2 separate regions of the Homo sapiens genome follow, and region 1 is linked to region 2. Evidence: chromatin loops called from intact Hi-C (ENCODE). Cell type or tissue: pancreas. All regions are shown on one strand. Links, peaks and the distances in the headings refer to the core of each region. The heading gives the core; the rest is flanking DNA.

Region 1 (2,914 bases), core at 221-2,720, 240 kb before region 2:
TCTAAATAGCTCCATTTATTAAATTCCTACTATGTAGCAGGCGCCATACTAGGTGCTTTGTATACATTGTCTTTAATTATCACAAGTATTCTGCAAGATGTACATACTTATTCTAATAATACAGGGGAGGTAACTGGGACTCAGAGAGGTTCAATAATTTGCCTAAAGTTATGCAACTGGTAAAAGGGAGGACTGGGATTTGTACCTCCAGTGGTTTGATACTTAAGGTGTTTCAACTCAATCTTGTGACCCCAGAATTTATCTAAGGTATAATGGCCCTGAAATCTGAATACTGCCATCTTTTCTTAACAATGGCAACCATGGCTTCCAAAGCATTTTTATATATTAATCCTATGTGGGAAGAAATGCCTATTTCCATGCTGCAGATGAAAAAACAAAGTGGAGAATATAAGGCATAATCTCTTTCAAGATGTCCACAGCTGAAAGGGGAAGGAAGATCTGTAAACAAAAAACTGTAATGTAAGGAGGGAGAAATAAAAGCCATAGACTTGGCAGCAAAATACTGAATGGGTGAGGGGGGCTTGAGGAAAGTGGCTGGAAGAGATGTCAATCAGACAAGAATCAAGGAAGCCTTGCAGGTGGCATTTGGCCCCTAAGCTCAGTGGTCAATGCATGTTAGTCTAGGGTTTCTGCAGTGGGCCAGAGGAGATGTAGCGTTTACGTGGATAGGTTCGTTGACTCCATCCTCTCCCGTGACCACGGCAGAAAGCAGGATTTGAAATGAAGTTCAATCACAGAGGCGTCCTGATTTAAGACAGAAGAAAGAAAACCTGGCCAGGCACATTCTATTGCAGTGCATCTCCAACTTCAACGTTCTAGTGAATCACTTGTTAAAATGTCAATTTTGATTTAGTAGGTTTGGTTGGGGCCTGAGATCTTGAGTTTCTATTGAAATCCTGGCGATGCTTGATGTTGCTGGTCTGCGACTACACTTCGAGGAGCATCTGCATCACCTAGGAGCCTGTTGAGAAATGTTGGGCCCCACCCCAGGCTTACTGAATCAGAATCTGCATTTTAACAAGATTCCCAGGCGATTCGTATGCACATTACACTTTGAGAAATACTCTTCCAAGTAATTCTTTTTTCAATGGAAGGGACCCCAAGAGGTCCAAACTTCCCAGGGCATCGCTCAGGAACAGTCTGGTTTCTTTCCGGAGCTCAAGTTCCGTGCCCCGTGAAGTTGCTCCTCCTGATTCTAAACCGGTAGCAGCTCCAGGAGTTTGCTCGCCTCATAATCCTCCTTGCTGGGTTCCTTTCCACCCCAACCCGCGCCTCCCCGGGGCGCTCCAGCTGTTTCCCACCCCCACGCCCAGGCGGCTACTGTGCACAGCTGGAGCCCTAAGCGGCGTGAGCACCAGAGCTGCCGCGGCCAAAGAAACCAGGCGAGGGCGCCGCAGACTAGGCTGTGCGGGAGGAGGCCGCGCCGAGCCCGGAGAGGGCGGCCAGAGCGGCTGGTGGGGGACCGCGAGCTTAGCACCTGGTGCCAATAGGCACGGCCCTGGCGCGGCCCCACATTCCCACACTGCAGGAACCTAGGCTCGCCACCTGGGAGGCGGCGCGCATCACTCCAACCTGCGTTTCATAAACCCTTCGGGAAATGGTTCTTCAACCCCATGGGCTAGTAATCAGCCCGACGTTCTCTCCAAAGAACTGCTGATTATAATTCCCGAGCGGGGCGGGGGCCCAGATTTTAAATCGACTATTTAATGTCATCATCGTCATTATTATTAAAAGCCAGCTACCCTGACCGCTCCCTGCTCCCCGTACCTTATATACACATCAGAAGTTGGATGGGAGGATGTTGAACTAGGGGGAGGGAGTAGGATTGTAAAACCGAATGATTTGCTAAGAAATCTGGGACCGAAAACGCAATTTACAAAACGGCAAGTTTTACGAGGTAGAGAAGGTAACTGGGCAGAAATCGCCCGGCCGCCGAACACCAGCTGCGCGTACTCGCTGAGCCGGCTGGTCCCGAGCGCGCCTCGCTGTGCCATGCCGCCCCGGCAGCGCGAGGATTTCGCAGGAAGAGGAGGCTGTTCCGTGTCTCAGGCCCCGGCGTCGAGACGCTGTGGAGAGGGGTGCCCCCAGCCGCCCCGCGCCCTTTGCGGCCCGTGGCTCCCTTTCCCTGGCTGGACGTGGAAGCCGAGCTAGCCCTGAGCTGTCGCCTCGCCGGCGTTCAAAGCGCGCATTTCTCTGCAAGCTTCCCTTTTAGGGCAAAGCGTGGCGGATCATTCAAAGTTAACACCTTCATGCAGCCGCTGCTGCCTGGATGTGTGCTTATATGTGTATGTGTGTGTATTTCTCTGACAATGTCAGACAAATCAGGTAGCTTTAACATTAAAGCCTACGTGTTCTATCTCGAGGCTTATCAGGTTTGTTCAAACTTTTGTGAGTGTGTGTGTGTGAGTGCGCGCGTGTCTCCACCCTCCTCTCGCTCCCCCAGCCCCACCCCCACCCCGCCTGTGCAGGGCGAAGTAGTCCTATATAGCGATGATAAATATCCCTGTTGATCACTTGATTGATTACCTCCCTGAAAGGTCACGCGGGCTCGCAGTAATTTCCTTTTGCCTAAGGCTCCCTTTTCACTTTTACTCCGGCACGACAGCTCCGAGTACACAGGATCTTTATTTTTTATTTTAACCCCTAAATGCAACCCCTCCCGAAAACAATGCAGACAAGAAAAATCGAATAAAATCAACTCGAGACCTTTTCGCTCACTCTCAGCCTCCCTCCCCATCTTGCTCCATTCTTTCTTGTCGCCCCTGCTCCCTCCTACTTCAGCCCCCCTCCTCAACTCAAATGTATTCTGGACACTATTTAATAGATGAGTGTCTTGCAAGTAAACTCAGGCGTCCCTTGGGTCTGCATTTCATGTCTGTGACTCTCTCCCTTT
Region 2 (2,914 bases), core at 327-2,826:
TTTCTCTAGATAGGTGCTTCTCCAAATGTGATCTTTGAATCTCCTGCGTTCAAACATTTGAAAGGTCTCACCCTACAGTCACAGTAAATCTCTGGGGACAAGCCCTGTGTATTTGCATTTTTAACAAGCACTCTAGATGATTTTTCACAAAGGTTAAAAACTACTGCTCTCAATGTTATTGAAAGAAATTTTCTTTCTTTCTTTTCTTTCTTTCTCTTTCTTTCTTTCTTTCTTTCTTTCTTTCTTTCTTTCTTTCTTTCTTTCTCTTTCTCTTTCTTTCTTTTCTCCTTCCCTCCCTCCCTCCTTCCCTCCCTTCCTTCCTTTTTTCCTTCCTTCCTTCCTTCCTCTTTCTTTCTTTTCTTTCTTTCATTCTGTCTGTCTGTTTGTCTTTCTTTTCTTTCTTTCATTCTGTCTGTCTGTCTTTCTTTTCTTTCCTTCTTTCGAGTTTCGCTGTTGTTGCCCAGGCTGGAGTGCAATGGCGTGATCTCTGCTCACTGCAACCTCTGCCTCCTGAGTTTGAGCAATTCTCCTGCCTCAGCCTCCCGAATAGCTGGGATTACAAGTGTGCCCCACCACACCCAGCACATTTTTGTAGTTTTAGTAGAGATGAGGTTTCACCATGTTGGCAGACTGGTTTCAAACTCCTGACCTCAAGTGATCCACCCGCCTTGGCCTCCCAAAGTGCTGTGATTACAGGTGTGAGTCACCATGCCCGGCCTAGTCAAAGAAATTTCATCATGACAACATTGGTTCTAATATATAGAATACTTTTTTTCCATTTACATAAAATGAATTTTCCACAATTGGGTCTCACCGTTTCTATAAACTTTTATATCTTACCCTTGATTCCAAAAGAAAAATGTTGAGTTTACACAGCTTCAGTACATACCTGGTGGGTAAAGGGTTTGGGCAAGTGCAGACAGCAAGGAAATCAAATATGAGCTTTTTGCCCAGAGAAGTTCTAATCACATAGTAAACAGTTAGAATTTACACGGGTCTTTATTTAATTAAGCCTGAGAACCACTATTTAGTTGCAGCTGGAGCAGAATCTTGGCACAGAATAGAACAATCTACTGTAGCCTTTAACCTTTTCCCTTTTAACTGTGCTTATAAGAAGGTGTGTTTCTTTAAAAAGGTGCTGCATATCTTTAAGCACTGTTTGTAGTCTTTGATATAAGGGTCACCTCACTGTGCACACATTTTAAAATTCAATAGTAAAGAAGAAGAATGAAATAGATGTATAGCCTAACAGGGCTTTTTGTGTTCTATGAGGTTGAAATAATTTATCCACATGATGAACCTTCATATTTTAAATGTTTTCTGTAATTTTTAATGAAGAAAGTATATGTCTGTTTGTGTGTTAGAGAGGGAGACATTGACATCTGCTTTACTGTTTCATAAGTCTTTGAGATCAGCTAAGGCTAAATAATGAGAAGAAAAAAATGACAGCCCGGCACAGTGGCTCACGCCTATAATCCCAGCACTTTGAGAGGCTGAGGCCAGTGGATCATCTGGGGTCAGGAGTTCGAGACCAGCCTGGCCAACATGGTGAAACCCTGTCTCTACCAAAAATACAAAAGTAGCCGAGTGTGATGGTGCACCCCTGTAATCCCAGCTACTCAGGAGGCTGAGGCAGGAGAATCACCTGAACCTGGGAGGCAGAGGTTGTGGCGAGCCAAGATAGTGCCACTGCACTCCAGCCTGGGTGACAGAGCAAGACTCTGTCTAAAAAAAAAAAAGACAGTAGTACTATCACAAAAATGACAGTGGAACTATCACTTTTCTTCATGACAAAGGGAGAGAATTAAACAAGATTCATACTAGGTCTCGAACTGTTGTCTCTCTGGCCTACAGTCAGTTTGTAGACACATGTAGTTTGGCTAACACAATGTGAAAAAAAAAAAGGTGAAAAACCTCACCCCAAAATCCAAATTTCTGATTTATCTTGAAGTATCAGATTATGTGGCCATATCAAACCAGTTTTCTCCATGGCAACACTCAGCCATACCTGATAGCAGCTCCCTCCTTTAGATGGAGCATGGCCTCTCCTAACCCCTTGGTCTGTGCCATCTCGTGTTGCCTTACACCTCATTTACCTGGTATGCTGGATGCTCTTAGCCATTTCTATATGTAAGTACTAATTCATGCTACTGAATTGAGAACCCCAAACAGGAGAATCTAAAAATCTCACAACCGTGTGTATTTGGCTTTAGGATTTGTGGCAGACCAGTCTACCTAATTGTATTTACCATGGAAAATATTGAAATTAGTCTGTGCGACTTTGAATCTAATCAGGTGAGTAAATCAGGGAATCCATCAGGGAATTACAAAGTAGGGAAGTTAACTTGAGCTCAAAGTTTGAAATAAGGGCTTTTTTTTCTTGTGGTACCATTTGGCAACAGGTCAAGGGACCTTTATTTCTTCTATGTAGGTCTTAGAGACCTATAATTCTGGAAGACCCCGGTTTTGATAATGTTCTACTAGCAACGGTAAGCCAGTAGGCAGTGCCAACTTTAGAAAACAATTATCAGGACATCTATGCAAGGTATCGCAGCCTCTTAGTAACCACAGGAAGTTCCCAGCCTCTCGCCACAAGCTTGAGTTTCCAAGGCTGACAGGTCCCTGCTACTCCCTTCCTACTCCTCCCACTTGAAGAAAGGCCACAAGTTCAGATTTCCCCACCAGCTAATGACTTTGGGTTTGTCTAACTCTGGCTGTAAGCTCTTTGGCATAGTTCAACCTTGCTTCTTTCAGAGGACAAATCTTATCTTTTTATTAGCAAACAGGATGGCTTAGATATGTCTTTATAGGACATTTGCTGGAGCATAATTTAATATGACTCATTTCCCCTTATATATAAAGACAGTGACTGAAACAGACAAGGGGAAAAACAAGCCCAAAAATGTTATTAGAA

What was found. Peaks named below come from ENCODE experiments on the same cell type or tissue, not always from the same donor. Only the 100,000 strongest peaks of a DNase experiment are listed, where the experiment ranks them.
Region 1: a loop joins it to region 2, with 6 times the contacts of the local background. A loop is called at or near these places in 4 of 110 quality-filtered maps.

Annotation. Positions count from the first base shown.
Region 1 is chr3:169,667,774-169,670,687 of GRCh38, reverse strand. No RefSeq gene overlaps it. Among named protein-coding and RNA genes, the nearest start is that of MECOM, 5.5 kb to the right of the region's middle. RefSeq lists an enhancer at 1,074-1,575. In pancreas, for the core only: a CTCF peak has its summit at 1,402; DNase peaks (open chromatin) are centred at 1,457 and 2,097; H3K4me3 peaks cover 1,261 bases; H3K27ac peaks cover 1,741 bases.
Region 2 is chr3:169,430,991-169,433,904 of GRCh38, reverse strand. The region is part of intron 1 of MECOM (MDS1 and EVI1 complex locus); the gene reads left to right. Among named protein-coding and RNA genes, the nearest start is that of MECOM-AS1, 15 kb to the left of the region's middle. In pancreas, for the core only: no CTCF peak of the experiment used is centred there; no DNase peak of the experiment used is centred there; H3K27ac peaks cover 2,500 bases.